Linked DNA regions of Homo sapiens: region 1 is linked to region 2. The links are chromatin loops, found by intact Hi-C in ENCODE. Cell type or tissue: tibial artery. All regions are shown on one strand. Each heading gives the region's core, and the rest is flanking DNA. Links, peaks and the distances in the headings are about the cores only.

Evidence for each region. Peaks named below come from ENCODE experiments on the same cell type or tissue, not always from the same donor. Only the 100,000 strongest peaks of a DNase experiment are listed, where the experiment ranks them.
Region 1: a loop joins it to region 2, with 13 times the contacts of the local background. A loop is called at or near these places in 4 of 110 quality-filtered maps.

What each region holds. Positions count from the first base shown.
Region 1 is chr10:118,570,745-118,587,277 of GRCh38, reverse strand. It overlaps the pseudogene SLC25A18P1. Among named protein-coding and RNA genes, the nearest start is that of PRLHR, 17 kb to the left of the region's middle. RefSeq lists an enhancer at 1,495-2,694. In tibial artery, for the core only: no CTCF peak of the experiment used is centred there; a DNase peak (open chromatin) is centred at 8,707; H3K27me3 peaks cover 1,017 bases.
Region 2 is chr10:118,773,144-118,789,676 of GRCh38, reverse strand. LINC03036 (long intergenic non-protein coding RNA 3036) reads left to right here. Exons shown (of 4, transcript NR_186540.1): 4 at 2,635-5,133. Among named protein-coding and RNA genes, the nearest start is that of CACUL1, 26 kb to the right of the region's middle. In tibial artery, for the core only: no CTCF peak of the experiment used is centred there; no DNase peak of the experiment used is centred there; H3K27me3 peaks cover 312 bases.

The DNA of each region.
Region 1 (16,533 bases), core at 4,247-12,246, 200 kb after region 2:
TAATACTGTTGAGGTTTTGTCAACAAAGGTGAAGGTGAAGGGTAGGGAAATATGAAGTATGGTGCAGGAACCAGTAGCTACTACAAGCAGAGGAGCTGTCATCTCTCAATCCAGAGACCAGAGGGCAGGGAGGAGTTGCTGAAACTCCCAAGGGTGGAGTCATTTAAAGGAGACTTTCTCCAGAGGAGCAGTAGCCTTAGATAGAGGGATGGGGCCAGCCTAGGATAGAGGGTTGAGCCAGCCTGGAGTGGAAGGATGGGCCAGCCTGGGGTGGAGGGATGGGGCCAGCCTGGGGTGGAGGGATGGGGCCAGCCTGGGGTGGAGGGATGGGGCCAGCCTGGGGTGGAGGGAAGGGGTCAGCCTGGGGTGGAAGGATGGAGCCAGGCTAGGATGGAGGGATGGAGCCAGCCTGGAGTGGAGGGATGGGGCCAGCCTGGGGTGAAGGGATGGGCCAGAATAGGATGGAGGTATGGGGCCAACCTGGGGTGGAGGGATGAGGCCAGCCTGTGGTGGAGGGATGGGGCCAGTCTGGGGTGGAGAGATTGGGACAGCCTAGGATGGAAGGATGAGGTCAGCCTGGGGTGGAGAAATGTGGCCAGTTGACTTCTGTACTAAGTGTCAGAAAAGTGATACATAAACCATAAACAAATGCCATGTGAATTCAATGGTGGGGCTGTTCATGTATGACCCTGGCAGTCAGAAAAGCCTTCATGCAGGAGGTGATATTTGAGCTAGACTTTGAAGGATGCCTGGGATTTTCTTTTATTTTTTTTTTATGAGACAGAATCTTGCTCTGTCTCCCAGACTGGAGTGCAATGGCACGATCTTGGCTCACTGCAACCTCTGCCTCCTGGGTTCAAGTGATTGTCCTGCCTCAGCCTCCCAAGTAGCTGGGATTACAGTTGTCCATCACCATGCCTGGCTAATTTTTGTATTTTTAGTAGAGACAGGGTTTCACTATGTTGGCCAGGCTGGTCTCGAACTCCTGACCTCAAATGATCCATCCACCTTGGCCCCCCAAAGTGCTGGGATTACAGGCGTGAGCCACCACCCCCAGCCAATGCCTGGGATTTTATGTAATGAAGAGAGTAGTGGCAGGAGAGCATGCTATGGGCAGGGTAAGGTGATTAGCAAAGGAAGGAAAGGGTGATGCCTATTTGAAAGAGTGCAGGCTGTGCTTACGAGACAGAGTGGTGAAAAGCTGGCTGAAACTAGATTCAGGAAGATTAGTAATACCAGTTAGGTTGGCTGAATTCTTACTGTGTGTAAGGCACAGTGCTGTACCTTACATTGCATCACTTATTTCTCAGCACATTAGGAAGTAGACATTCTCATTGTTATTTTTATTTTACAGATAGGAAAACAGATATTTAGAAAAGTCAAGCAATTTGCCAAGGAATGATGTATGGGAGGTGGTGGAGCTGGGATTTGGTCCAAAGTCTGCCTTCCTAACCACTATAAAGTCCTACCCTGAGTTTCAACCTAAGGAGTCTAGCTCTTCTTGGGAGGCAGTGGGGAGCCAGTGAAGGTTTAGGGTGAGTGGGAGATAAAAGAATGACTTGTTTAGGAAGGTACTCTGGGACCTAATGCTGGCAAAAGGGAAAGTGTGGAATGGGAAGGCAGGAAGTGGGGAAATACATTAAGGAATTATTGCATGGTCCAGGAGAGAGAGAATCAGGACTGGAAGTGGGCCAGTTTAAGTGAGGATGAAGAAGAGATAGGTGGAAAAGGGCCTTAGAGAGTAATTAGCATCATATCTGAATGTCTTACCTCGTTCAACATTTCACGTTTGCCCCAGGAAGAAAAGGTAGCATATGGGATCTAGGCCACAGATGCTCAATTCCCACGTCAATCAGGAATGCTTTCTGTAGGAAGTAACAGAATACCAAACTAACCACAAGGCAGAAGTCCTAAGGTTCTTTATCATCTGATTTACAAAGAAGTCTGGAGGTGGGTGGGTGTCAGGTCGGCCCAGTAGCTCAATGGTGTCATTGAAGACTTAAAATCTTTTTCTGTCTTTTGCCTCCATTCATCGTTAACTGCTTCACCTTTATCCTGATGCTGTTACCTCAGGTCTTCAAAATGGCTGCTAAAACTCCGGATACTCATCCACATCCGAGGCAAGAAGGAAGGGGAAAGGGAAACACCAGCAACTCTCCTTCAGTGCAGGAAGGCAGAGGCCTTCTCAGTTGCTCTCGTTATGTATCACTTGCCAGAACTGGGTGACATACTCCTAACTGAAAGGGAGGGAAAGAAACCCTTTTACGCCTCTAAAATGGGAGGTTCATACTGGCCATTGGGTTATCTGGCCCACAGGACTACCACAAGTCCAGGGCAGCATCTTCTTCAGGCCTTGTTCCATATTCAAGAGCCCTTGTTCCATATTCTTCCCAAATGAGAGGGAACAAACATGTGTTGGGTTCTGAAAAGTGGCAAATTGTAACTCGGGGAATATGGGCCTGAGTAACCACTGCACACTAATGGCTTCCAGCCAGGCCTGCCAGTGTTGTGATTCACATTTTATGAGTCATCAGCTGTATCTTAGCAGATAGCTGCTAGAAAGTTGAAGTTAATTTCTTTTTAAAAATGTCGTAAGGTAATCATAAACCATGGAGACTCAACGGTGATGAAAATGGATGAAAAATAACATAAAGATGCTTGATGCTAAAGCATAACTGTGCTCACTGCTGAGTTTTTTTCCCCTTTTTTATGTTATGATGCTATTCCTGCTTTTATGCTTCCAGATTGTGATAAGAGGGAGGGTTGGCTACCTGCTCTGTTGCCAAACTCCCAAACGCAGAACCCTGGTCATTTTAAGGCAATTTTGAAGTGTGGGTTTCCTGCTCTGCTCAACACGTGGGTCCCTGCACAGATGTTGGCATTTGTTACAGCACCTTTGGTCAACCTTCCCTGAGGGCCAGGGGCTAGTGTGTGCCTGCTGTATACTCTTTGTAGCTCAGAGTTCACAACCTCGAGTTTTCTGAGAAGTTGCCAAAGTCAACCTCCATTGTTCTGAGGCATAGTCACATTGAATCTCACTAGGCCCAGGATTCTGTGGCAAAGTCCCCCACAGAAGAAGACCATAGGAGGGCATGGCTGTTCCCTAAGAGATAACCCTGAGGTGACACATGGCCTCCTCTTTTAGGAACTGTGGGTAGCTCAATCAGTCCTAAAGTTGGCCTGATGCTTCTGGAATGCTGTTTAGAATAACACCCCATTTCCTACTGCAGCGCCTTCTACCTTGCTCTCCTCCTGGAGGAAGAGATCTTTCCCTTCAGGTCTCAGCTTAAATGTCACCTCCTCAGAGATGCCCTCTCTGACTGCCTCATTTAAAGTGCTCTGGCCTCTTATTCTTAACTTTATCTCCTTGCTTTTTCTCTTCATGACGCTCATCATGATTCGTCATGACACATTGGTCTGTCCTCTATGAGATGTGAGCTTCGTGTGGGTACAGGCCATATCTGCTTTCTTCACCCATGTATCCCCAGGGTCCAGCGCACTTCCCTGCAGTGAGCCAGGCTGCACCCAAGAGGGCTATGACTGCAAGGTTAGTGCCTCCATCCATGGACTGGGCATAGGCTTTTGCCAGGGGAATTTCTATTACGTTCCCAGTATTGTCTTTGAAAGTACCCATAAAGGAATGACTTGTTCAGGAATGTACTAGATTTCCCTTCTTGTTTTTCTCATTTAGAGGCTCCCTTAATCACACAACTATGAGGTCTGAGATTATGAAACTTCACATAGCAAAAACAAATGAGTTAAATGACTTGCTTCAGAATGCAGGTACCATTATCTGATTTTAATAAATTGAAAGGTTCCCAAACCTGGCTGTGCATTGGAATCATTTGCAGAGCTTTTCAAAAACACAGGTTCCTAGTACCTACCCGAGACCTACTAGATAAGAAACTCTTGATGTGAAACTGTATATTTTCAAAATGTCATGTTTGGTAATCAATTAAAAAAATGTTGATGTAGTGAACATGTTAAAAATAACAAGCTTGGCCGGGCGTGGTGGCTCATGTCTGTAATCCCAGCAATTTGGGAGGCCAAGTCCGGTGGATTACTTGAGGTCAGGAGTTCGAGACCATCCTGGCCAACATGGTGAAACCCCATCTCTACTAAAAATACAAAAATTAGCCCGACATGATGGTGCATGCCTGTAATCCCAGCTACTCGGGAGGCTGAGGCAGGTGGATCGCTTGAACCTGGGAGGCAGAGGATGCAGTGAGCCATGATCATGCCACTGAACTCCAGCCTGGGTGACAAATTGAGACCCTGTCACAAAACAAAACAAAACAAAACAAAACAAAACAAAACAAAACAAAACAAAAAAATCAATCTTGCTAGGAGACACATCCGTGTGTTATTGAACCAGAATTCTAGTAGCAAATTGGCCTAGGTCATGGGGCGGGTGTTTCTCAGGTGCCTCAAATGTGTAAGGTGCAATCTTCTTTGGAGCATTTTCTTGTCCAACTTCAAGCAAGAGATGAGAACTCTCTGAGGGTGAAGTGAGCCCTGTAGGTGCCTCAGGGCTCTATGCTCTCTCCAGAAACTGGGGGCAGCCTGGTGGGCTCAGGATGATGCACACAGTGGGTGCTCAGGGTCCTGCTGTCCTTGCTATGCAAAGGTAGCACAAGCGGTGGGCCCATGTTTCTTTCTGAGATTCCTACTCCAAGCCATGCTCACACATCTTCAACACCAACAACAGCCCTGCGGAATTGATACTGGTATCCCAGTTTTACAGATAAACAGACTGAAACTCAGAGAAGTCATTTATCTACAGTGCAGTGGCACTGAGATTCGAATCCAGACCTGTCTGGTCCCTAAACCCCTTTCTGTTACATTGTCCTACCTCACACAATGGACATATTAATAATAATGACAAACAATAATAGTAATAATAACTATTGAAACACACCTGATAGCAGTAGCTTAAGCACACCCTTAGAATGACCACATGGCAGACGCACCTGAATGTGTGTTCTGAGTTAGGGAGCCCGGGTGTGGCCAACCCGGAGATTCATTCCTTAGCTACTAGGGGCATCTGAGCCCCTGATCAGACATCTGATTGAAAATTTACTGCATACTATGCAGTGAAGTATTTTATAGATAGAAACTCTATGAGGTTGGAATTATGGATATCTCACGTATCTGTTAGCTTTGGCTGCGTAACAAACCACCCCAAAACATAGTGGCTCACATTGTGTCAAACCCCTACCCACTTCAATAAGGAAGGCACCAGGTTCAAGAGACTGAAGAAGAGACCCAGAGCCAGCAAATGAGACATGGGGTTTTATTAGGGGCTTACATACAGGGGAGAGAGTCCAGTGGTGGTGGGCTGGGCAGGATAACTGCCTTACATACAGAAACGGCCTAGTGGTGGCGGGCTGGACAACATAACTGCAGAGCCCTGTGGTAGTGGGCTGGGCAAGATAACCACCACCACTTGCTAACAGCCTGCAGTTTCTCTAGCATTTTGACTTAACAGCCTCCCTTTAACAACCTCCACCTGGTAATCTTCGTTTAACCCAAAACTCAGGGCCTCAAATCCTCTGTAGAGCCTGTATTTAACGGGACTGACCGGGGTCTCAGATGCTTCTCATAGATAAGGAATGAATCTCTGGGTTGGGCATGCCTGGACTCCCTAACTCAAAACACACACTCAGGTGCATCTGCCATAGGGTCATTCTAAGGGCATGCTTACACTACTGCTATCAGGTGTGTTTACTGTTCAGCTTAAATCAATTAAAAAAGTTATTACTCACAGTTCTGTAGGTCAGCTGGGCAGTCCTTCTGATCCTCTGGCTTTCCGTCTCCTGGTGAGTTGTTGGGGACTGGTTGACCTCACAAGTCAACCTACAGTGCCTTCACAAGTCTAGTGGTTGGCAGGCTACTGTATTAGGGACCCTCAGCTGGAACCACTCATCCCTTCCTCGCATAGCCTCTCATCCTTGTAGGCCAGCCTGGGCTGTTCACATGGTGGCAGAATTCCAACAGAAGGAGTGGAAGCTTCTAAATTTATCAGAGCCTAGACTTGGGACTCATACAATACCCCTGCTTTATTCTATTGGGCAAAATCAGCCACAAGGCAGTCCAGATTCAAGGGTTGGGGAAATAGGCTCCACCTCTCAAAGAAAAGAGCTACAAGATATTTGTGGCCATTGCCAATCTACGTATACTGTAGGTCAGGAAACTATGTAACAGAGAGATTGAGTAGCTTGGCCAAGACCATACAGCTTGTAAGTCAGCAGCAAAGTTGGGAATCAAGCTCAGGAAGGCTTCTCCAAAGCCCAGATTCCTTCCCCACTACCCCGTGCTGCCTCCCGAGAAGCGTACTGTTTCCTCACGTGTGTTGGGTTTTCCTGAACTGCGCTCTCTCTCTCTGTCCCCATTGCTTTGTGTTTGCCAGTATCCTTTGACGTCCAGACAGCTGGTCTCCTGGCACATGTTGTGCAAAGGCTGGCCTTGACACAAAGCTAAGCCCACAGTGGGTCTCCCAAGCCAACCCATGCCCTCTGTGGATGCTGACCAAGTGAGGTCTGATATTCTATCATTAGATGGACGTCCCTCGCCTCCTTTCCTCTCCTCCTTTCCCTCCCTTCTCTCCTTACCCTCCCTCCCTCCTAAAATTTATTACCCATGTCTTTCTTCTGCCTTTGCTACTGGTTATTTTCCACTCCAATGGAAGGATGAAGAATGCTCTGGCTGCTTGAATGAATGCCCTGCTAAATACACCAGTGCATGAGCAATTTATCAAGCCATTCTTGCTCAGGTGCCTATTATGATAATCAGCAGGTAATAATACTCAGGGGCTGCAGCTACAGCCTGAATAGAAATCAGCCTGCCTGGACTAAGAAAAGAAAAATCACGGTAAGACTGTATTTATGCACCAATTTCTCATGCTTATTGTCAAGGTAGTTAGGATGTGTGTCTTAATGAATCTGTTCATTAGGGGTGATTTGGTTTTGGGTTTATTTAACTCTCAGCATCCCTTCCCTGTGGTCAGCGCACCTGCTCAGAGAGCATAGTTCATTGTGTTGTTTTTTGACTGCAAACCTGACTCACGGTGAACAGGCTAACTCCTGGATGCTCGTAGCTGATGGAACAGAACCCAAGAGGAGCAGACACAGCCTTGTACTTCACAGCAATAAGGCTGATTTCTGCATTTGATTGTTGACTGTTATTCTGGGACACGCCAGGCACTGCCCACTTTACAGAATTCTGCTTGCTGCTGTGCCTGCTGGGACTTGGAGAAGATTGAGAGTTTCCTGCTGGCTAGTCGTGCTGTAAAATATCCTATTCTGGGCGGGGAGAGACTCTGACATACATGTAGAGGCCAAGGTCCTCAGAAGGACCATGAGGGAACATCTGGTTCAATCCCCTCATTCAATAGATGAGATGACTGAGGCCCAGAGAGGGTATGGGGCTTATCCCAGGGTGCACAGCCTGCGTTAGTGACACAGCAGGAGCATACATCAGTGATTTTGTTTCAATTCTTAGTATCATTATTTTTCTGACTTTATAAATCATTCATCTTATTTTTAAACTAAACAATATATAAAAATATAAGGAAGACATGGAAAAATGCAAGTCGTTTGTTAAGCTCTGCAAGAATATCACTGTGAGTTTATGCATGATCAGGCTTATTTCAGACACTGTTAAGAATAAAGTAGCTGGGCCGGGTGCAGTGGCTCACATCTGTAATCCCAGCACTTTGGGAGGTTGAGGTGGGAGGAATGCTTGAGTCCAGGAGTTAGAGACCAGCCTAGGCAACATAGCAAGGCCTCATCTCTATTAAAAAAAAAAAAAAATAAAGTAGCTGAGGAAAATAGAACTGGCAGATAATTGAATAGCAGATAGCCATCGATTGATGGATTTTCTTTTAAAACAATTTATTGAACACACTCAGCCTTTACAATGACAGCAGGTCAGTGGATTCAGTTCCCAGTAAAGCTTATTTAAAGCAAAGATGTCAATTTATACCTCACTTTTCTATCACGAAGCATGGGGCTGCACTGTTGGATTCTGGGACAAATAGAGAAAGGAGAGGGTATTGCGGGGACTCACTTAGGTCGAGTTCCCATGATGCAAGAATTCTTGTTGGGTGTTTACCATTTTTTAAACATATATATCTTTACAGTAACTTTTAAGAGATACGTATTAGTGTATGCATTTGATATCAAATAAATTTAGGTGCCAAGAGATGAGCTTATCTTGCCCAAGAATGACAGCAAGAAGCTTCATAAGCTTATTCAATAAGAAGCCGGACTGGTCTAGTGGGGAGCACAGTGGGGATGAATGAATGCCACCTTCTTCCACTCTCTGTCTCCCTCAGATCAAGCTTAAGGGAGGGAATACATGATGGACTTGACTTTGTTCCCCTGGCCCACTTTATTTAAATCTCCAAGGATATTGACTTCTATTGGTAACTGGATAACAGCTGCTCCAGTCTTTGACCTGTACTCCATCCTCTGTGGTTTAATCATGGTTTTCATGCCTGTTTTCTGACCCCAGGACAATGGTAAGTACCCAGAGACAGAGACCATGTTTCGTCTCTTATACCTCCCAGATAAGATAGCTTAGTATGAAAAAATATAAATGAGTAGGTGAGTATGTGAATGGATGTGTGAGTGAAGCAACTGAAAGAGGCAAGACACTCTTCTCCCTGTAATCAGATGATTCTAGGGACATTTGTGCTTGGGGCTGCCCAGCCTCCATTGCCTCTTCCTGTTGGAACTTCCACTTTCTTTGATGGAATTAGCTCTTTCTCCATAGTTCCAGATAGGTGGGACTGCAGTCAGGTTCCCTGTTCTGTGTGGCCACGGGAACAAAACCAGGTTGATCTCTTTGGACTATTATGCTAGAGAGCAGAAGAGTTAACATAGATCAGGAGCAAAGCTACAAATGTATCTTGAACACAAACTGGGTTTGATACTTTTATTCTGATAGGGATGAAAAAGAATGCATTTGCCTGATAAAAGGCTATATATCACATATCAGAGGCCAAGTTAATATTTTATAGCAAAGATACCATATTCAGCACAGCAGCTGCAACTGCTTGATTGAGTTTACAGCACTCCAATGCCATCTTCTAGCATCTGTCTAGTTTTTACAAGGTTCAGCCTTGTGAATAAAATGCAGTTAATGAATAATCACAACCTCTCCATCTTTAGGTCTATAAGGGTGGCACTAATTTGTGTCATTCCCTCTGGGACACAGCATTGCTGTTGATTTACTGTTTTGGCTGGGAGAGGCTGTTTTAGAGTTTTTCTGAAGGCCTTCCCCATTCTGATAGCTCTCATCCCAGAGACCATGAAACTAATGTAGATGTTATACTATCAAGTGAGTTTTTGGGAACCACAAAAATGAACACCAGGTGAATCCATAGACCCAGTAAGCCTACTGTGAGTCAAATCTGGCTGAGAGCTCATATATTACCTGGCCTCCATATACCCCCAACTATAATGGGGGGGGCATGATGGAGCTTTGGGTCTCTAGGTGTCAATGCCAATGGATATCCCGTGCTGACAGTCCTTGAACTGTTTGGGTATTCCTTTTCCCTCAGTGTACAGTTGCCTAAGTAGATGGCTGTAGGACCTCTTAGGCAAAGACTGCGAGAATCATTACCATGTACACTTGCTCTGGTGTTGCTGAATCCTTCCTCCTAAGACCTATCTCTGCTTTAGTCAATGGATTCTGGGTCTAAAAATTGGTGTGGGTACAAAAACTGGACACAGGACAATAACTTTTTATTGACATGACTATTCTCAATCTCTGGATCAAAATTTTGGTGTGTTAGCCCAGATATCCCTGTCCCACGTGTCAGAATCCAATTCTTTCCCAGTGGGGCCTTGACTGTAACAAGGTTAGGTTAAGAGCTTGGTTACCTTTTCAATTAGTCTAGCTTTGGTCCTCAGCTTTCTCTGCCCTTTGGCAGCAGATCAGCACCTTCTTATATACTCCCTGGAAAACTCTCTGGCTTTTACATGTAGCTTTAAGTGGCCAGTTAATCACCCTCAGCTGTTTGTTATTATTATTTTTTTGAGGCAGAGTGTCGCTCTTGTCGCCCAGGCTGGAGCACAATGGCGCGATCTCGGCTTATTGCAACCTTTGCCTCCTGTGTTCAAGCAATTCTCCTGCCTCAGCCTCCCAAGTAGTTGGGAGTACAGGCGCCTGTCACCATGCCAGTCTAATTTTTGTATTTCTAGTAGAGATGGGGTTTCAAAGTGACGATCAAGTTTAGCGATAGCCAACACCCTGTCAGCATCACCAGGAGCTGAGCTTCACCATAAGTGATGGGGTCCACATGCTAGTTGCATGATTCCGTACCAATGTGTGCTTTCTTGGACCATTCTTGGCACCAGTGATTGCAGGTTGGGTTACTCAGGAAGCAGATTAGAGATTAGCACATGAGGCATTTATTAGGAAATGCTCTAGGAATCAGTATCTGTGGAAGGGAAGGGAAAGATCAGGAAGGTACAAGGAGAAGTTGATTTCTTTTAAGTGTCAGTGGAGGCCTTAGCTGATCCTACTGGTTGCTCTGAAGCTGGGATGATTCTTCAGAGTTGTTCTGATTTGGAGCAAGGAGCTGGGCCTTTATTTCCCAGCACCAATTTATTTACTGGATGCAGGCTGTCCCTAAAAGAGACATGACCTTGGGGGAGGCAATTTTCTTTCCAGTTGAAGCAATCCTTGAAGAGGGCTGACAGCTGAGAGTTGTCTTTTGCCAGCACTCCCAGCAGATGGGGAATACATCCCTTTCCCTGAAGGCAGATCTGGGTGACACATCACAGTGCTCAGCACACTTTGTGTGCTCTACTAAGCAAAGGGACTCTACTTATCTTCAGGTCCCTCCTCTAGTGTCACAGGAAAACTGGGAGAAGCATTGAAATTTCAGGAGTTCCTTTCCCTCGGCACCATTCTCCATTTCACTGTAAACGAAAGGAGCAAGCAGAACGGAATATTTGTCTTGCCTCTATCTCCCTACCTCCCTAGAAGACAAAGCAAATATATTCAAATTTGTTCTAAGTAACATATTTTACCCATTTTTCTACACAGTTAATATGCATAGAGGAAGTGGACGATTGACATCTTCATGATGCTGAGTCTTTCAAACCATGGACATGGTATGTCTCTCTATTTTGATATTTTTTGATTTCTTTCATCAGTAATTTTCAGCCCACAAGTCCTGTAAAGGTTTTGCTAGATTTATACCTGAGTATTCCATTTTTTGAGCAATGGTACATAGTGTTTAATTTTAAATTTCATATTCAAGTTTTCATTGCATATATATATGTATATATATGTACAATTGATTGTGATTTTTGTTTGTCTTTTACCTGTTACCTTGCTGAAGTCACTTAATTCTAGGAGGGAGTGTGTGTGTGTGTTTGTATGTATTCCTGGGATATTCTACATAGACAATCATGTCATCTGCAAACAGGGACAGTTTTAATTCTTCCTTCCTTTGTGATCTCTTTGCTTTGTATTACCTTTATTTCCTTACTGCACTGGCTAGTGCTTCCACTGCTATGTTAAATAAAAGTGGCAGGAGTAAATATCCTTGCCTTGTCCCTAATGTCAGCTGTAGCTTTTCTGTAGATGCTTTTTATCAAGTTGGGGAAGTATCCCTCTATTCCCATTTTTCTGAGGGTTATTGTCGTAAAAATGGGTGTTGAATTTTGTCAAATGCCTTTTATGCATCAGATGACATGATTATAAAATTTTTATTCTCTAGCTTGTTAACAAGGTAGAGTACATTGATTAATTTTCAAATACTGACCCAGCCTCGCATATCTGGAATAAGCCCCACTTGGTCATGGCGTATTATTTTTTATATATTGCTGAGTTATATCTGCTAATATTGCACTAAGAATTTTTGCATCTATGTTAGTGAAGGATGCTGGTCTGTTCTTAAAAAGATTTGTAGTATCCTTGTCTGATTTTTGTCTCAGAGTAATACTGGCCTCATGAATTTATTGGAAAGCGTTCTTCCTCTTGTTTTCTGAATGAGATTGTGTAGAATTTGTATTAATTCTTCTTTAAGTGTTTGGTAGAAGTCTCCAGTGAAAATATTTGGGCCAGGAGATTTTCTTTTTGGAGAAGTTTTTAAAAATTACAAATTCAATTTCCTTAATAGTTTTAGGGCTTTTTAAATTATTTATTTCATAAGGGACTAGTTGTGGTAGTTTGTATTTTTCATGGAAGTGGTTCCTTTCATCCAATTTGTTAAATTTATGTGTGTAGAGTTGTTCATAGTATTTCCTTAGTATTCTTTTGATGTCTACAGGGTTTGTTGTGATACACCCTGTTTCATTCCTGATATGTGTAATTTGTATCTTCTTTTTGTTTTCAGTCTTGCTAGATGTTCATACAGTTTATTGATCTTTTCGAAGAACCAGTTCTGTGTTTTAGGGGTTTTAAAGTTGTTTTTCTGTTTTCACTTTTATTGATTTCTGCTCTTATCTTTATTGTTGTCTTTCTTCTGTTAGTGGTGGGTTTATTTTGCTCTTCTTTTTCTTGATCTTTGAGGTGGGAGAGTAAACGGTTGATTGGATATTTTTTCTCTTTTCTAATGTATGTATTTACTGCTATAAATTTGCCTCCCAGCATTGCTCTAGCTGTGTCCCACAAATTTTGATGCATTTCATTTTCGTTAAGCTCCATGTACATTTTCTTTAACCATTCATGTTTATTTCAAATAGTGTTCCTTGAACATTGATAGGGAGGGGTCTGTGAGGGCCTGTGCTCTAGGAGGAGGGATTGAGAAGGGTGGCTGCTCTGACTTTGCCCAGGCTGCTCAGTCAGAGCTGGCCTCATTCATCTGCCTTCCAGGGTTTGAAAGGCTGTGCTTGGCTTCAAACTAGGTGCTGACTAGGGGCTGTCATGGTCCCCTTGAACTTCTGATCCTCCTTTTCCCCAAAGTCAGCATGAGGATTCATCATAAGTTGTCTAATTCAAGATTAACGAAATTAAATCCTCAAACGGACTCAACTGTGCTGAGTTTGAGTGTGAAATAGAAATATTAAAATACAGAAACAGCCCTTCTATCTTGACTATCTGTTAAGGTCCTGCAATTAATACAACAAAAGCAAGTACTATTTTTGTTGTTGAATAGTTTATAATAATAGTAATAGTAATATAATAATAATAATAGTAATAGCAATCCCAGAGAGGTGCTGTGATGGGGCCTGGCAGCCTGCTCCCTTCATAAAGACATGAAGTCTTCATGGCAGTTTTATTATCAAAAGATAATGTCTTTAAATGCATAAAATACATGCACAGGTTTACAAAGGAAATCAATTATACTAAAACAGTTAATATATCCCAAGTGTGGACTTTTTAATATTTTAATATATGTGTTTCTTTATTACTACAGTAAATACACTATCTAGTGGTGGTTGGGGGTTTCTGAAAGCCCCTGGTAGCTGTACCCACAAAGGAAATAAATGCAGGTATGAAGGGAGAATAAGGCCATGCTCAACATGCTTATTAGAATAGGGTTGTTACTTCTGAGTAGAGGTAGCACTACAAGTTGGAGAAGAAGACATGCTACAGGTGGCCTATCCTGTTCTTGCCCCATCCAGGCTGAGTAAAATGGGCTGGAGAGAGAGAGAGAGCCATGAGTACAAGGACTCAAACTCCAGCTCTATCTACTCAAAACACCTTAAGATATACTCTCCAATACCAATGAAATAGATGTCCTGAGCATTCCCAGAGAGGTGCTGTGATGGGGCCTGGCAGCCTGCTCTCTTTATGAAGACATAAAGTCTTCATGGCGGTCATGGCGTATTATTTTTTATATATTGCTGAGTTATATCTGCTAATATTTCACTAAGAATTTTTGCATCTATGTTAGTGAAGGATGCTGGTCTGTTCTTAAAAAGATTTGTAGTATCCTTGTCTGATTTTGGTCTCAGAGTAATACTAGCCTCATGAAATTAATTGGAAAGTGTTCTTCTTATTATTGTCTGAATGAGATTGTGTAGAATTTCTATTAATTCTTCTTTAAGTGTTTGGTAGAAGTCTCCAGTGAAAATATTTGGGCCAGGACTCCAGAGTTTGCTGGCACAGTGGTGACCCTGCCACAAATGTCCTCATCCCAGGCCTTCTTTGAGGGTTTGGACTCAAGTTTTCAGAATGTCCAGAAGTGTCACCGTGACTGCAAACTATGGAACCTGCTGCACAGCCTGACCTGAAAGAATGAGTAGAGGATGCCTTTCCAGTAAGCTCATTGAACCCTGGGTGGTTAAAGTTGGCAAATGGTGGGAAGTAGATGCTGGAGAAGGGAATATCTCTAAGGAGAGTAGCACCAGGCCTTTGTAGAGGCCAGCCAGGCTCTGAGTGCAAAGCACCTTCCCGGCAATGAGGGTGGTAGAGGTCCACTTGTGGGTGGAAGCTGTGACCTCACCCTGATGGGGAAGGGGGAGGCACTGCCTCATTACTGCTAGGGGAGGTAGACGTTCAGGTTTTCCATTTGGCCTCTGTTGACACTCTAGAGGGAACTTATTTCTCATTACTGCTGTACAATAGTGAAAGTCTTGACCCTACTAAAGGCCCCGTCTGATACCACCCCAGTAGGGAGGGGGAGGGATCCCTTATTACTGCTGGGTGGGGTGGATGTCCCAGCTCCATGGATACTGGCAGGTTGGGGATGTGGAGAAGGAGATGGGAGTCATTAAGGTCTGGCTGGAATGGAAGTCCTGGCTCCCTGCTTGGCCTCTTCGGATCCCACCCCGGTGGGAGTGTTGGGGTGCCTTGGAAATGTAGAAGTCTGGGCCTTCCGCCTGGCTTTGCTCACGTGGGTGTTGGCCACAGTGTTCGTTCCTGTGGTCTGTGGCTGGAGTGGAGCAGTCATCGTCCGAGTTATCTATCTTGCTAAGCTTTTTTTCTAGGCTTGACTAGAGACAGCAGGCCTTTTGGGGTGGCTTTTGGGCTCATGCCTGATGGTATTTTTGTGCTGCCAGGCTTTTCAGCTCCAAGTCTGGGATATACGAGGCAAAAAGACAACCCAGGGAACTCTCCACTGTGTTGTACCCCGGATTCTGCGGTCCTTGTCTGGTCTGTCTCATTTCCACCCTTCAGAGTCTTCTTATCTTTTCTTTTGTGTAATATCCAGGATTTTTATTTATGCTTGGCAGAAGCAATAGGGAAAAGCAAATCTATTTTCTTCCTGGAAGCAGGAGTTCCAAGATAATGTCTTTAAATGCATAAAATACTATGCACAGGTTTACAAAGGAAATCAATTATACTAAAACATATATATCCCAAGTGTGGACTTTTTAATATTTTAATATATGTGTTTCTTGATTACTATAGTAAATACGCTATCTAGTGGCAGGTTGAATGGTCACTGTAATATTGAAATAATGATTTGCATAAATGGTATTCTGAGAATTTGCCACAGTTGCAGGATAATGTCAAATGATCTGTGATTCCCACTGGTGACAGAGTCACTGGTTTCTCTCATACAACTCTGCTTTTTTGTCCACATTTATAATGGAAGGAAATGACAGATTTTAGTTATAGATGAGTGAAAAATAAAAGTCAATTGTTTTCTGATCCCAGTTCACAGACCCACTGAATTCTTAACCCTGGCTCACAGCCCCTGCTTTTAAGGATAAAATTGGATATATTGTTAACCTCGAGCCCAGAGCAACAACAGCAAACCTTATAGGCAGAGATTTCTGGCAGACTTAAAAAAAAAATCATTTGAGACCAAAAGCCCACAATGATCAATAAATAAGATGATCAGGCAAGGATAGCCAAGAGCACAGCTGGATCTGATTAGGGGATGACAGGAAGCCAAGTTTCTGAGCCAAACACGGGATTCCTGCTGCCCAGGACCATGGACACTGAGTCAGTCAAGTGGGCAAACCCTGTGAGACCCTGGCCTCTGCTGATCACCCAGGAAAGATGCATCTGAGAAGAGGGTGGGTCTTTGGCAATTCAACTGGGCAGAGTTTAGAAACAAGAAGCCTCCCCACCCCTCCTAAAACCAGCCAATTACTCACTCTGCGCCTGTTCCTGCTGCACAAAAGTGATTTTCCTCTGAGGACACTGTGTTCTGAATTCCAACGTTCAGGGCCTGACTCCCAAACAATGGCTATCTGGGCAGCCTCAGATTGGTTTGGCAAATGCACCATGTGTTCATAAAAGGCAGGACTGCATGGTGAAGCCCTTGGAGGACCAGAAAAGCTACATCTGCAGGAAAACGAAATAAGCACCCCAATTTACAAGTTACCAATTTGATCCTATTTGTCTAGGGCTGGCCTGATGCAATTTGAGGGGTGGTTAGAAGTTTCTTTTGCCTCATTCCTTGCTTTTCTATCCTTTTCATTAAAGTAAGAAATAACTGCGCCTCACATTTTAATGAAAAGGAGTGGCGGGAACAACCAGAGGTTTCTAAAGGAAACCTGAAATAATAGTGCAGTTGCTAAGGAACAGGCTGGACAAGTTAATTTTGTTGGCATAACATCTCCTCGTTATTTAATCTCGTAGTGTATTCATTTTATCCATCTGCCACCATGCTAC
Region 2 (16,533 bases), core at 3,829-11,828:
GATTTGTTCTTTTTGCTGTGTCTTGCTTTGGCTATGTGGGCTCTTTTCTGGTTCCATATGAATTTTAGGATTGTTTTTTCTAGTTGTTTGAAGAATTATGGTGGTATTTTGATGGGAGTTGCACTGAATTTGTAGATTGCTTTTGGCACTATGGTCATTTTCACAATATTGATTCTACCCATCCATGAGCATGGGATGTGTTTCCATTTGTTTGTGTTGTCTATGATTTCTTTCAGCAGTGTTTTGTAGCTTTCCTTGTAGAAGTCTTTCACCTCCTTGGTTGAGTATATTTCTAAGTATTTTATTTTATTTTATTTTTTGCAGCTGTTGTGAAATGGATTGAGTCTTTGATTTATTTCTCAGCTTGGTCGCTGTTGGTGTATAGCAATGCTACTGATTTGTGTACATTGATTTTGCTTCCTGAATTGATTTTGAAACTTTACTGAATTCATTTATCAGATCTAGGAGTTTTTTGGATGAGTCTTTAGGGTTTTATAGGTATATGATCATATCATCGGCAAACAGCGATGGTTTGACTTCCTCTTTACCGATTTGGATGCCCTTTATTTCTTTCTCTTGTCTGATTGCTCTGGCTAGGACTTCCAGTCTATGTTGAATAGAGGTGGTGAAAGTGGGCATTCTTGTCTTGTTCCGGTTTTCAGGGGCAATGCTTTCAACTTTTCCCCATTCAGTATAATGTTGGCTGAGGGTTTGTCATAGATGGCTTTTATTACCTTGAGGCATATCCCTTCTATGCCAATTTTGCTGAGAGTTTTAATCATGAAGGGAAGCTAGATTTTGCCAAATGCCTTTTCTGCATCTATTGAGATAATCACATAATTTTTGTTTTTAATTCTGTTTATGTGAAGTATCACATTTATTGACTTGCATATGTTAAACTATCCCTGCATCCCTGCTATGAAACCCACTTGATTATGGGTGTGTTATCTTTTTGATATGCTGTTGGATTCAGTTAGCTAGTATTTTGTTGAAGATTTTTGCATCTATGTTCATCAGGGATGCTGGTCTATAGTTTTCTTTTTTTGTTATGTCTTTTTCCGGTTTTAGAATTAGGATGATACTTGCTCCATAGAATGATTTAGGGAGGATTCCCTCTTTGTCTTTTGGAAGAGTTTCAATAAGATTGGTACCAATTCTTCTTTGAATGCCTGTGAATCCGTCTGGTCCTGGGCTTTATTTTGTTGGCAATTTTTTTTTTTTTTTTACTGTCTTAATCTTGTTATTGGTCTGTTTAGAGTTTCTATTTCTTACTGATTTAATCTGGGAGGGTTGTATATTTCCAGGAATTTATCCATCTCTAGATTTTCTAGTTTGTGTGCATAAAGGTGTCCACAGTAGCCTTTTGTATTCCAGTGGTATCAGTTGTAGTATCTCCCATTTCATTTTTAATTGAGCTTATTTGGATCTTCTCTTGTCTTTTCTTGGTGAATCTCGCTAATGATCTATCAATTTTGTTTATCTTTTCAAAGAACCAGCTTTTTGTTTCATTTATCTTTTGTATAGGTTTTGTTAGTTTGATTGTTTCCATTTTATTTAGTTCTGCTCTGATCTTGATTATTTTTTTTTCTTCTGCTGGGTTTGGGTTTGGTTTGTTCTTGTTTCTCTAGTTCCTTGAAGTGTGACCTCAAGGCTGGGGCACATTAGCCCTACCACCACACCCAGCTATTTTTCTGTCTTCTTGTCTGATGTTTTCTCACCCCAAGCCAGCACCACTGCCCTGCCAACTGCCAGGGTATCCTCAGATTCTAGGAGCACTGCCTATTATTATTATTTTTAATTATTCTTATTTTTTGAGACTGGGTCTCACTCTGTTGCCCAGACTGGAGTGCAGTGGTGTGATCTTGGCTCACTGTAATCTCTGCCTCCTCAAGCAATCCTCCTGCCTCAGCCTACCAAGTAGTTGGGACTGCAGGTGCACACCACAATCCCTAGCTAATTTTTGTATATTTTGTAGACATGGAGTTTTGCCATGTTGTCCAGGCTGGTCTTGAACTATTAGACTCAAGCAATCCTCCCACCTTGGCCTCTCAAAGTGCTTGGATTACAGGCATGAGCCACCACACCCGGCCCCTGATTAGACTTGAAAATAGTCTGATTCCTAGGCCCAGAGAAAGTCTCTTGGGTCCACTTTTCCCTTCCCTGTTTGCAAGAACTCTGCCATGGGGCTGGCCAGGTTTACTGCTGTTGGGCTGACATGATAAACCCACCAAAAGGGTGGCTCCTTTTTTGGAGATCAGAAACTAGGCTGGTGGTTGCCCAGAGAGTGCTTTGAAGCATCATAGAGGAGAGGAAATGCATGGAATGATTGTGGGAAGACAGGGAGAAGGAACCATAGGACCCCTTTTCTAAGTCTCAGGCATTTCCTCCTCATGGAAGATGTGAGTTGACTGTAAAATACAAGGAGGAAGGCTTCCATGATAAAGCATGGTGTTCAGAGGAGCCCTGCAGAGTCAGGAAGGAGGGAAAGACAGAGGCTGGTCCACACGGTGCCCCAACTCTCATTCTGGACCCCAATTCATCCATTGACATTGCAGGGAGAACGTGTGCAGTGGGCTGAATGATGACCCTAAAAACCTGCGAACGTGACCTTATTTGGAAACGGGGTCTTTGCAGATGTAATTAAAGATTTTGAGATGAAGTGGTCATCCTGATTATCCAAGTGAGCCTGAAATCCAATGACACATGTCCTGATAAAGGACACACAGAGGAAAAGACAGAAACATGGATGAAAAGGCAAAGTGAAGACAGAGCAAAGCCGTCCAAGCCAAGGAATGCTGATGGCACTAGAAGCTGGAAGAGGCAAGAAAGGAGCCTCTCCTAGGGCCTTCAGAGGGAGCGTGGCCCTGCTGACACTGCCGACACCTGGATTTCGACTTCTGGCCTCCAGAACTGTAAGAGAACAAATTTCTATTGTTTTAAGTGGCTGAATTTGTAGTAATTTGTTATGACAGTTGTAGAAAACTAATGGGACATAGGACTAGAGTCCTAAAGCCCAGTCCATGGTCAGGGAAGTGGAGAGGGAGCTGAGGATATCCTCCCCAGGGGCCACAGACTCATGTGAATATAAAGCCTTTTTTGGTTTCTTTTGAGTAAATCACTCGCAATCCCATAGATTTCTGATTTTTTTTTTTTTTTTGAGACAGATTCTTGATCTGTTGCAGGCTGGAGTGTAGTGGCCTGATCTCAGCTCTCTGCACCCTCTGCCCCCTGGGTTCAAGCAATTCGGGTTCAAGTGATTCTCATGCCTCAGCCTCCTGAGTAGCTGGGACTACAGGCATACACTACCATGCCCGGCTAATTTTGTATTTTTAGTAGAGACGGGGTTTCACCATGTTGGCCAGGCTGGTCTTGAACTCCTGGCCACAAGTGACCCGCCTGCCTCAACCTCCCAAAGTGTTGGGATTACAGGCATGAGCCACCGCGCCCAGCCAGATTTCCAATTTTATATAAGACCAAGCCCTACTTACCAGATACTTTTATATAAACTATTCAGTTGCTACTAACATTGGGCATAAGGCATTGTTTTACACTTTAATATCATGTACAAAACCACTTTTTTTTTGATAAAGCAAATCAGTGGTTTCCAAGTGGGGCGCTCAGCACAAGGTGCTGGGTTGTGTGAAAAAATATTGGAACTTTGGGGCTAAAAAAATAACAAAGCAATTATACTTTCCTAATCTTTTAATGTTCAGAAGATGATACTTTCAAGGATCATTTCTATCATTTGTTACTAGAAAAGTTTCTCTGAATGTGTAGAACACCAAAAAGTATTAAACAAAAATTTTAAAAACCCACAAAGCACAAAACGGACTCAGCTTGACAGTCATAGCTTTCCTCAGAGGCTCCTTTGCCACCCATGGCACAGGTGCAGCCTTGAATGCTCTGTGATGTGGGGGCCGGTGCTGGTAACCTCACCACCTGCACATCAACACTCAGGGGAATCTGAGATAGTTTGGTCTATTCGCAAGTGGGTAGATGGATTTATAAACTACACAACCTAGGCCATTTTTTGTTTTTGTTTTTAAAGAGACAGGATCTGGCCCTGTCCCCCACACTGGAGTGCAGTGGTGCGATCTTAGCTCACTGCAGCCTCGAACTCCTGGGCTCAAGCAATCCTCCTGTCTCAGCCTCCTGAGTCGCTGTGACTATAGGTGCATGCCACCACACCCAGGTTTTTTTTTTTTGTTTTTTGTTTTTTTCCTGTAGAGATGAGGTCTTTTTGTGTTGCCTAGGCTGGTCTCAAATTCCTGGCCTCAAAAGATCCACCTGCTTCAGCCTCCCAAATTGCTAGGATTTATAGATGTGAGGCACTGGACCCAGCCCATGATCTAGTTTTACCAAAATTGATCTTTACAAAATGAAAATGTTTTAATAGATTATTATAGATTGAAGATTAAAGATAATACTAATAGTATAAGTCCCAGAAAACCATAAGAAATTGGCAGAGCTTATGTGGCTAGTATCAGCTCTATATCAGCACATTATGAGGTAAAATGAAATCTGCCAAGAAGTCAGCCTCTTTGCCCCCCAAACTAAAATGATCAAGAGGGTCCCTTGAAAGATGGATTTATGTCCACTGTCATTCATGAGCTCACCCTTAGTGTGTATTGTGCCTTGCAATATTATTTATTAATAAAAAAATGCCATCAAAATTAACACTAAAATATTACATCTTTAACTCATCTTTAAAAAATTTTTAATGTAATGTATATATAATGTATACATAAATATGCATGTATTGGAGCTGCAAATGTCTTAAAAAATAGAGATTTCTATGGACTGAACTGTGTTCCAACAAATACATATGTTGAAGCCCTAATCCCCAGTGTGACTGTATTTGGACATGGGGCTTTTAGGAGGTAATTAAGGTTAAATAAGGTCATAAGGGTGGGGTCCTAATCAATTGAATTGGTGACCTTGTAAGAGAGGGATGAGAGAGATATTGTGCTCTCTCTCCCTGTGCATACATCCAGGAAGGACCATGTAAGAACATAGCAAGAAGGCAGCCATCTGCAGACCAGGAAGAGAGACCCCACCACAACCCAACCATACCAGCACCCTGATCTTGGGTTTCCATAACTATGAAAAAATAAACTTCTGTTGTTTAAGCTATTCTGTCTGTGTTATTTTGTGATGGCAGCCTGAACAGACTAATACAGGGATATATGATCAAAAACATTCGGAGACCACTGAGAAATGGGTCAGTGTAGTTGGTTGTGGCAGTAACAGCTCCCACTTGTTCCTGGTTCCCTCGTTCCATGCCCTTGGGTGGTCCCCTCCCACGGACTCTGGCCTTGTGACTTGCTTTGGACAATGTAAAAATAGCTAATGTGTCACAAGCAGAGGAAAGTGCTTGTGAGTTGGTGTTTGCCTTCTTTCTTACCGTGGGACCTTCTGGCACCTACTGAACAAGACCATTGTACCCTCCTTGTGTGTCCAGAATTGGCGGGTTCTTGGTCTCACTGACTTCAAGAATGAAGCCGCGGACCCTCACGGTGAGTGTTACAGCTCTTAAGGTGGCGCGTGTGGAGTCTCTCCCTTCTGATATTCAGATGTGTTCGGAGTTTCTTCCTTCTGGTGGGTTTGTGGTCTCGCTGGCTCAGGAGTGAAGCTGCAGACCTTCACGGTGAGTATTATAGCTCTTAAGGCAACGCGTCTGTAGTTCGTTCCTTCCGGGGGGCTCGTGGTCTCGCTGGGCTCAGGAGTGAAACTGCAAATCTTCGCGGTGAGTGTTACAGCTCAGAAAAGCAGCGTGGACCCAAAGAGTGAGCAGTAGCAAGATTTATTGCAAACAACAAAAGAACAAACCTTCCACAGTGCACAAGGGGACCCAAGCCCGTTGCCAATGCTAGCTCGGGCAGCCTGCTTTTATTCTCTTATCTGGCCCCACCCACATCCTGCTGATTGGTAGAGCCGAGTGGCCTGTTTTGTCAGGGCGCTGATTGGTGCGTTTACAATCCCTGAGGTAGATACAAAGGTTCTCCACGTCCCCATCAGATTAGTTAGATACAGAGTTTCGACACACAGGTTCTCCAGGGCCCCACCAGAGCAGCTAGATACTGAGTGTCGATTGGTGCATTCACAGACCTTGAGCTAAACACAGGGTGCTGATTGGTGTATTTACAATCCCTGACCTAGACATAAAGGTTCTCCAAGGCCCCACCAGAGCAGCTAGATACGGAGTGTCGATTGGTGCCCTCACAAACCTTGAGCTAAACACAGGGTGATGATTGGTGTATTTACAATCCCTGAACTAGATATAAAGACTCTCCACGTCCCCACCAGACTCAGGAGTCCAGCTGGCTTCACCTAGTGCATCCCGCACCGGGGCTGCAGGTGGAGCTGCCTGCCAGTCCTGTGCCCTGCGCTCGCATTCCTCAGCCCTTGGGTGGTCGATGGGACTGGACGTCGTGGAGTAGGGGGTGGTGCTCGTCGGGGAGGCTCAGGCCGCACAGGAGCCCATGGAGTGGGTGGGAGGCTCAGGCATGGCGGGCTGCATGTCCCGAGCCCTGCCCCGCGGGAAGGCAGCTAAGGCCCAGCGAGAAATCGAGCGCAGCGCCGGTGGGCCGGCACTGCTGGGGGACTCAGTAGACCCTCCGCAGCCACTGGCCCGGGTGCTAAGTCCCCCATTGCCCGGGGCCAGCAGGGCTGGCTGGCTGCTCCGAGTGCGGGGCCCACCAAGCCCACGCCCACCTGGAACTCCAGCTGGCCCGCAAGCGCTGCACGCAGCCCCGGTTCCCGCTCGTGCCTCTCCCTCCACACCTCCCTGCAAGCTGAGGGAGTGGGCTCCAGCCTTGGCCAGCCCAGAAAGGGGCTTCCACAGTGCAGAGGGGGCGCTGAAGGGCTCCTCAAATGCCACCAAAGTGGGAGCCCAGGCAGGGGAGGTGCCGAGAGCAAGCGAGGGCTCTGAGGACTGCCAGCATGCTGTCACCTCTCACTTGTAGGTTAAGAAACCATGGGGAAGGTGGCTGCAAACATCCCAACTGAGGCCCAGGACCCATGTATCATCCTGGACCACCCACCTCTGGCTAACCTGGTCCAGAACACAAGAATTGCTCGGATCACCCATAGAGTCATGAGAAAGCAGAAACATCTGTTGCTTGAAGCCACTGAGTTTCTGGGTGGTTATGGAGAAAAAGCCAAGTCATACAGTGGGGCAGGTACATCACAAACTCTTGCCCGGTTTAAATGCCTTGTAGCCTAACAAATGGATGTTCATCAGATGTGTGACATTTCCAGAGCCTAGAATAGGGCCTAGCACATATTAGATGCTCAAAAACATTTATTGAGTAAATGAAGAAGATAAATCATAGCAAACACACACTGAACAGTTCCTAAATATGTTTACATGGATTCTTGCACTTAATCCTTTGCCCAAAACATGAGGTAGGTACTATGATTTTCATGCCCATTTTAAGATGGGGCAACCAAAGCTTAGGGAAGTTAAGTCCCTTGCCCGAGATTAGACCACTGGAAACAGCTGGATAGGGACTGGGTCTCTCCCATCCTGCCTGTCTGCCTGCATAGTAGCCACTTAGGTGCTGTGCAATACCACCAATTCTAGACTGCCTGTCCCTCTATATGGAATGAAATTCTGAGAATAAAAGCCAGAAACAGAATTTTCAGAGTCCCTCTGTTGCTTAAGTTGTCCTTAGTTCATCGGGCCCCTCCAGGCATACAGTGGTGGCTGGGGTCTGATCATTTAGCTCTGAGAACCAGGTTTCTCATCATGGTGGCAGCTGTGTGCCTAGTGGGCCCTGCTTGATTGGGAAGAGGTCACCAATGGAGGTCATTAGGAGTAAAAGACGCAGACCAGGAGCTGGCTGCTTCCAGAGCCAGTACCTAGGAGGAGAGCCAGGCTGTGCTCCAGCTTGGGCTCTATGAGAACTAATTGATGCCAGTTGCATTCCCTGGGACCCAGGTGGTGCCCATTATGCAAAGGAACAAAGCCAGCTCAGTAGAGAGTCTGTGCTAGGCAGGGCTTCTGCAGCCAATAGCTTTCCCTGGTGGCATTCTGTGTACGGCCTTCTGTCTGTCCATCCTGACCTGCATCCATCTTCAGATGGACAGAAGCAGCACAGATTGGATTGGCTGCGTAGGGTCTACGCACAGGGTGCATGCTGGGCCACTTGGGCTTTGTTTACGGCAGGCCCCAGTCTGAAGGGAGCAGGTCTGGCAGCTTCTAGAAGAGGACTGTCATGTAACTGGCTAGTGTGCTCAGAGCTTTACATAAGGTTATTCTTTCAGTCCTTGAAGGGAATGAGCTCCCAGTTCCAAGTGTTCCCATGCTGTTATTCTCCATTACAGTATACTATTTGTTGTGATGATTTCGTGTATTTATTTGCTTTCTTTCTCATCTCTTCCCCATTGGGCTTCAAGCTCCATGAAGGTCAAAGTCTTACCTGTCTTTTTCTCCATATCTTCAGCATAATATCATGCAAATAGCAGATGTATAATAAAAATTTGTTTGGTGTTTTTTGAGATGGAGTCTCATTTTGTCACCCAGGCTTGAGTGCAGTGGTACAATCTCGGCTCACTGCAAACTCCACCTCCCAGTTTCAAGTGATTCTCCCGCCTCAGCTCCCAGAGTAGCTGGGATTACAGGCGCGTGCCACCAAGCCCCGCTAATTTTTGTATTTTTAGTAGAGATAGGGTTTCACCATGTTGGCCAGGCTGGACTCGAACTCCTGACCTCAAGTGATCTGCCTGCCTCGGTCTCCCAAAGTGCTGGGATTATAGGCTTGAGCCACCATGCCTGGACTTGTTTGATAAATTCTTGAAGAAAGATATTTTAATTTTTATTTAATAAAGCAAAACTAAAGTTTAGGAATGTTGGGTAACTTACTCATGGTTACACAGCAGTAAATCTTAGAAACTAAATTCTAACTTGGGTTCAACTGACTTTGAAACCTGTGAGGTTTTTCTAAAGCATGAGGTAGGTACCACCTGTGGTAGGAGAGATAATTTAAGTCATGCACAAGCACATTTAAAAAATATTAAATTATAATGCAAAAGTCATTTCCTTTCCATTTATCTTTCAGTTCTGATTATTTCAAGAAAATAATTTTTCCAAAAAGGAGCAGGCCTCAAGTTCAAGAGCAAGGCTAGCAGATGAGGTTTGGCTGTGAGAGGCAGAAAGCTTGAAAAGAGTGGTATTACAAGATAAAGTATGGTTCTTTCTCGTGTAAATGAACCAGAGGCAGGCAGCCTAGGGTTGGAAAAGCAGTTCTATGATTGTCAGAAACTCCTTCTACTACACTGCTCTGGCACCCATATTAGAGTCTCTACTTTATAGCCCAAGATAGTTGCTGCAGCTCCTGCCATCATGTCTACCTTGTAGCCATAAGGAAGAAGGCGAAATTCCTGCCTTCTTCTTTCAGAACCACTTCCTGGAAGTCATATGCAACAATTCAGTTTATAGTCCTTTAGCCACTAGGAGAATTGAAAAAAGAAGGAATGGAGGGAGGAGGAAGGAATGGAGGGAGGAGGAAACAATAATTATGTTTCTATCGCTGTATTAGGAGCCTGGCTTTCACAAGGCCCATGGGCTCGTTGTACTTGGCGGAGTCTCTAAGCTGGAAGCTTTGATCAGAAGATAAAGAAGTGCTTGGTTGTTGGACTGCCTGTACACTGGGACTTGCCCTGTGGTTCTGGGTCCACAAGACTGATGAAGAGAGGAAGTCACTGTACTGGGCCTTGTGGGAGAGGGGCAATTTCCTTTTCTCCCCAGGGTGTATATGTGGGAGGAGGGGCTGTTCCCCTCATTATGCCTCTAAGCCCAATGAAGGGGGAAGATTGCAAAAGAATCCCTATAGGGCTCAGGTGTACCCTGCGGAAGCAGAGCCTGGTACTCCATCCCGGTCAGATAATGCCCAGGCCCTGGACGTGCTGATCTCTGGATGCACCGATCTCTGGATGGGCCTCATTGAGCAGGGGAGAAGAGGGCAGAGAGCAGGCTGGGACAGGCACCTGTCCACCCATGTGTGGCCCTGAACATCCATATGTGTGAGTTTCCCAGGCGTCCAAGGTACGTGGTGGAAGGTGGCTGCCTCCAGGCAAAAGGACCCCCCAGCAGCAAGAGGTTGTGGGTGTAACTGCCAGTGAAGACAGCTCAGGTGTGTGGTGGAGTGGAGCCAGGTTGCTCATGTTAGGGAATCAGGCAATGGAAGGCCTGCCTTGGATCTAGGTGAACTCATGTCTGCATCCCGCAAGGCACCAGCCTCTGGAAGCTGCCCCCAGTAAGGGTTAGACCTGCAAGCAGCACCCACCAACCCTGAGAAGACTGCAATGTGACAGCTACACTAGGAGACTGCTGTCCTTTATCCTGAATTTCCAGCTCCCAGCTCCTACTGCTAAGAAGCTGGAGAAGAGAAGGGGAGGGTTGTCCCAGAGACAGACCAAACTTCCCTCCACCCCTAGGTCAGAGAGGAGGAAGACGGGAAGGCAGATTGCTTGACCTTGTGCAAAACCCTGTAGCTGCAAGCCCAACTGTGGTGGGGAGGGGGTCATCTTGGAGTCAGATAAGAGATTAGAGTTCTAAACCAGACGGGGCTGAGCGTCAATAAGGAAAGGGATCCGAAAGCTCTGAAATCTGCCCAAGATCTTGTGAAGTGATGGGAAAGCAAGGGTTAACAGAGACTGGTTCATTCTTTTATTTGCCAAATGTACTTGCCACATACTATGTGTTAGACACTGCCAGGGGCACAAGTCTCTGCCCTCATCGAACAGTGGGAGAGACAGATGATGAAAAATAAACACACACTCCAGGATCAGGGAGTGAAAAGTGCAATGAGGGACTAGGAAGGGCTTGGAGGGAGACAGCCACCTTCCCAGGAAGCGATACTGAACAAGGACTTGAGTGAGGGGGAATTCCTGTGACTGCTTGCGGAAAGACCCAACTGAGGTGGATGTCGGCATTTTCTCCCTATTTCCCACTGGAGGTGGCCCACCCAGCCTGGTAGAGTCTCCCTGAGTGTGTCAAAGCTGGCTGGTAATAAGAATCTCAGATTCCCAAACCCAACCCTGGGATTCTGACCCAGTTGCAGGTGTCAAAGCTGGCTGATAATTAGAATCTCAGATTCCCAAACCCAACTCTGGGATTCTGACCCAGTTGCATAGGGGGAAGAGGCAGGAATCTTTCCCCAAACTCCTCATCTGAGTCTGATCATCTGGAAGTCTAAGAACCACTGACTGACTCAATCATCACATCTGCTACTCACTAAGCCCCTGCTAGACTGAGGAGAGAGTTGGAACCATTGGTACTGGGAGCTCTTACTGTGTATCAGGTACTCTATTAAGCACTTTACCTGCATTATCTTTAAAAAAAAAAAAATCCTTGTGAGAACAGTGAGTACCATTATTCTACCCATTTTATTTTTATTTTTTAAAAACACAATTAGTACATTGATTATTCTATGCATTTTATAGATGAGGAAACCAAGGCTCAGAGATATTAAATAACTTGTTTGAGATCACAAGGTGACATATGGTAGAACCAGGTTCTGACCTGGGCATCAAACTGTGGCCCTGCCCTGTGCCCTGAGATGAGAGACATGCACTAAGGAAGGAACCAGCCATACAAGGCAATAAATTCCAGGTGACAAATAGGAGTGGAGCATGCACAACTTAAGATTTCAGAGGACAGAAAGAAGCCAGTGAGGTCTGGATGTTCAGATGTAAGGGCTGGGCCATCTCCGGTGGGGAGTAGAGTGCAGGAAAGGAGAAGCAGGCAGAAGATAATGGTCTAGATCCGGAGTGTGGAACAGTTGCAGGAGAGAAGCAGAGACCAGAGACCACGTGGGCCCTGGATGGGGAGGTGGAGATAGTGAAACCGACCCAATGTCCCATAGATCATTTAAAAAAAATAAATATATATATATACACACATAGAAATGGACCCTTCTGGTCTTAAAGCTTGAAACTTACATTTGTTTTATCTGAGTTCCTTCCTCAGGAAATGACCTTCAGGCCTCTCAAAAAAAGTATCAGGCCAGGCGCGGTGGCTCACGCCTATAATCCCGGCACTTTGGGAGGCCGAGGCAGGTGGATCACTTGAGGTCAGGAATTCAAGACCAGCCTGGCCAACATGGTGAAACCCCGTCTCTACTAAAAATACAAAAAAATTAGCCAGGTGTGGTGGCGGGCGCCTGTAATCCAAACTACTCAGGAGACTGAGGCAGAAGAATAGCTTAAACCCAGAAGGCGGAGGTTGCAGTGAGCCGAGATTGTGCCACTGCACTCCAGCCTGGGCAACAGAGTGAGACTCTGTCTCAAAAAAAAAAAGTATCAAAGAACTGAAACTCACCAGATCACCCCATCCAGACAAAAAGACTCCAGGCCCTTCGTTCATCATGATTGCTTCCTTCCCCACCTAGTTCCTGTTTTCTTACACATTGTTACATTTATTCCTTGCTGTATAAACCACTAGTTTTGGTTGGTCTGGGAGATGGATTTGAGCCTGAGCTCCTCCTATCTCCTTGGCTGCAGCACCCGATTAAAGCCTTCTTCTGTCATCTCAATGATTGGCTTTCTGTGTGGCAAGCAGCAGGACCTAGACCGAGCCCCTGATGTTTCTGTAACAGTAGTACTTGCTTTGGCTCTCTATGGTAAGAGATAAGGATCCTTGTCCTAGGGTGGAGAGATAAATGGAGTCCGGGGACCAGAATTTTCCTGGAAGCTAATACGAAACACCTAACAAACCAGAGGTTTCATATTCAACATAGCTAAAGATAGGAACTCAATGCAAAAACCAAAATGGTGAAAGTTCGCTCCTCTATCTTTGTGGCATCCCCATTGACTGGCACTCAGGGACATGCATCTTCTCTGCCCTTCACTTCCCTTTGCTATGCCTCTGATCGTTTGCAGGAGGCTTGGAGGTATTTTGTTTTTCTACCTCCAGCATTCATGAGATCTCGGTAGTCTTATAATAAACCCTGCCTTCTGCTTCAGTTAGTTTGAATAGTTTCTGATCCTTGCAACCAACATATCCCTGCCTAGAATAGAAATAATGGGGGAAAAAAATAGAAATGACAAATATCGTTTCTGATACAGGCAAGTTGAGATGCAGGAATGGACCACATATGTGGAACTCCACCAGGAAGCTGGGAATTGAGTGATGGCACTTGAGTGATGCATTAGTTAAGATAACATGAGGTGCAGTGGCTGAGAAAGCCTGAAAACCTCAGTGGCTTAACACATGTTTATTTCTTGTTTGTACCATAAATGTGGCTATTTGTGTTCAGGCAGCCTTCATCCAGGAAGTACATCCTTCCTTCTTGTGGCTCCTCCCTCCTGTATAACCCTGGAGTCCTCTGCAGTCAACTATGCCTAGGCCAGGCCTGTGGGAAGCATTGTGCCCCAATGTGACAAAGATCCCCTCCGCTCACTTGCAATCGGCAGTAACAGGTTTTCAGTCACGTGATCCCACCAAAATCCAAGGAAGCTGATGCTGTGGAAAATAGTATGGCTATTCCTCAAAAAGTTCAACAGAATTACCATCTTGACCCAACAATTCTATTTCTAGGTTTCCATTCTCAAAGAATTGAAGACAGGTGTTCAAACAAGTACTTGTACACAAATGTGTGTAACATTATTCACAACAGCTCAAAGATGAAAAGAGCTCAAGTATCAGTCAGTGGATGACTGGATAGACAAATTGTGGTCTAGTCATGCAATGGAATATTATTTAGCCATAAAAAGGAATGAAGTGCTGATATATGCTACAACGTGGATAAACCTGGAAAGTATGTTAAATGAAAGAAATCAGGCACAAAAGGCCACATATTGAATGATTCCTTTTATAAGAAATATCCAGAATAGGTCAATCCATACAGACAAAGCAGTTTGGTGGTTGTTAGGGGCTGCGGGGAGGGAGGAGTAGGAAGTGATTACTTAATAGGTACAGGCTTTTCAAATCTTGGAGTGACGAAAGTGTTTTGGAAGTTGATATACGGAGTGGCTGCACAACGCTGTGATTATACTAACTGCCACTGGATGGCCCACTTTCAAGTGGCTAATTTCATGTTATGTGAATTTCATCTCAATTTTTTTTATTTTTTTATTTTTTGAGACGGAGTCTCACTGTGTTGCCAGGCTGGAGAGCAGTGGCGTGATCTCGGCTCACTGCAACCTCTGCCTCCCAGGTTCAAGTGATTCTCCTGCCTCAGCCTCCTGAGTAGCTGGGACTACAAGCGTGTGCCACCACGCCCAGCTAATTTTTGCATTTTTAGAGATGGGGTTTCACCATGTTGGCCAGGATGGTCTTGATCTCTTGACCTCATGATTCCCCTGCCTCGGCCTCCCAAAGTGCTGGGATTACAGACGTGAGCCATCCACACCCAGCCTTTTTTTTGTTTGTTTCTTTTTGAGATGGAGTTTCGCTCTTGTCGTCCAGGCTGGAGTGCAATGGCACGATCTTGGCTCACTGCAACCTCCACCTCCCAGGTTCAGGCGATTCTCCTGCCTCAGCCTCCCAAGTGGCTGGGATTACAGGTGCCCGCCACCACGCCTGGCTAATTTTCTGTGTTTTTTTTTTCTTTTGAGGCAGAGTTTCACTCTTGTTGCCCAGGCTGGAGTGCAATGGTGGAATCTTGGCTTGCCACAACCTCCGCCTCCCAGGTTCAGGCGATTCTCCTGCCTCAGCCTCCTGAGTAGCTGGGAATACAGGCATGTGCCACCATGCTTGGCTAATTTTGCATTTTTAGTAGAGATGGGGTTTCTCCATGTTGGTCAGGCTGGTCTCGCACTCCCGACCTCAGGTGATTTGCCCTCCTCAACCTCCCAAAGTGCTAGGATTACAGGCGTGAGCCACCACGCCTGGCAATTTTTTGTATTTTTAGTAGAGACGGGGTTCTGCCATGTTGGCCGGGATGGTCTCGAACTCCTGACCTCAGGTGATCCACCTGCCTTGGCATCCCAAAGTGCTGGGATTACAGCCATGAGACACTGCACCCGGCCAATCTGAATTTTTAAAAAGGTAGCAAGGGGGCTGGACAATGTTATCCCTGGCTGGACAGCTGGTGCTTCCTAATGATAACCCCATAATCCAGAAGGGGGTCATGTATCTTTGGTGACCAGCTAAATACCTGTGTGCACATATCTGCCTCGCACTGTCCCCAGAATACAAACCTTCTCCCCAAAGGAAATATCTCAAAGACCTCTTAGGTCATATCCAGCTCAAAGCTGAGGATATGCAGTCCTCTGTTGAGTTTGGATGCGACTTCTCTTGCTTTGGTGACACGTAAACTAAAAGCACAAGTTATCCAAATGACTCCCCACCGCCCCCACCTCCACACCCAGCATACAGAGGCAGAGTAGAAACAGCATGATGGCCCGGCGCGGTGGCTCATGCCTGTAATCCCTAAACTTTGGGAGGCCGAGGCAGGCAGGTCACCTGAGGTCAGGAGTTTGAGACCAGCCTGGCCAACATGATGAAACCCTGTCTCTACTAAAAATTCCAAAAATTAGTTGGGCGTGGTGGTGGGCACCTGTAATCCCAGCTACTGGGATTACAGAAGGCTGAGGCAGAAGAATTGCTTGAACCTGGGAGGCAGAAGTTGCAGTGAGCCGAGACCATGCCACTGCACTCCAGCCTGGGCAACATGAGCAAAACTCCGTCTCCAAAAAAAAAAAAAAAAGAAGAAGAGAGAAAGGAAGGAAGGAAGGAACAACATGACTACTGGCTGGGTGCAGTGGCTCACGCCTGTAATCCCAACACTTTGGGAGGCTGAGGCAGATGCGTCACTTGAAGTTAGGAGTTCAAGACCAGCCTGGCCAACATGAAGAGACCCTGTCTCTACTAAAAATACAAAAATTAGCTGGGTGTGGTGGTGCACGCCTGTAGTCCCAGCTACTCGGGAGGCTGAGGCACGAGAATCACTTGAACGGGAGATGGAGTTTGCAGTGAGCCAAGATCGTGCCACTGCACTCCAACTCCAGCCTGGGGGACAGAGTGAGACTCCATCTCAAAAAAAAAAGGAAGAGCATGACTACAATAATACACACTTGAATTCAGAAAGGGAAGAATGGCAGACTGACAGCAGCCCCTGGCTATAGCAATTGTGAGATCCTGCAAGGGCAGACACTGGGGAGGTGAGACCACTGATGGAGTCCCTCCATTAAACCCCATTCTGACTCCTAGGAGGAGCACCCTGATCCATTGTTCTTGGTGGCCCTGACCCCCCCTTTGGGAGATTCCTCCTTGATCATTATTTCTTGGGCCACATCTAAAGTGAGTGCTGGGGAGTTTGCCCCACTTAGAAAGAGCCAACTTCAAGCCTGTGCAATCCATGGGGCCCAAGGATTGTTTAATGCTTGAACAGTCAAAACCTTTCCTAGTTTCGGCTTGTCTTTTCTTTGGCAATGAAATGCCCTCAAAAATGTACTGGGCTTCTTACCACACACAAAAAGTACATACTGTATTATTTTAGTTATGTTCGAGAATAAGCAAAATTAATCAATGGTGACATTTTGTGCAATGCCAAGCACTTTCCCAGAAAGAATCCCTTTGATTGG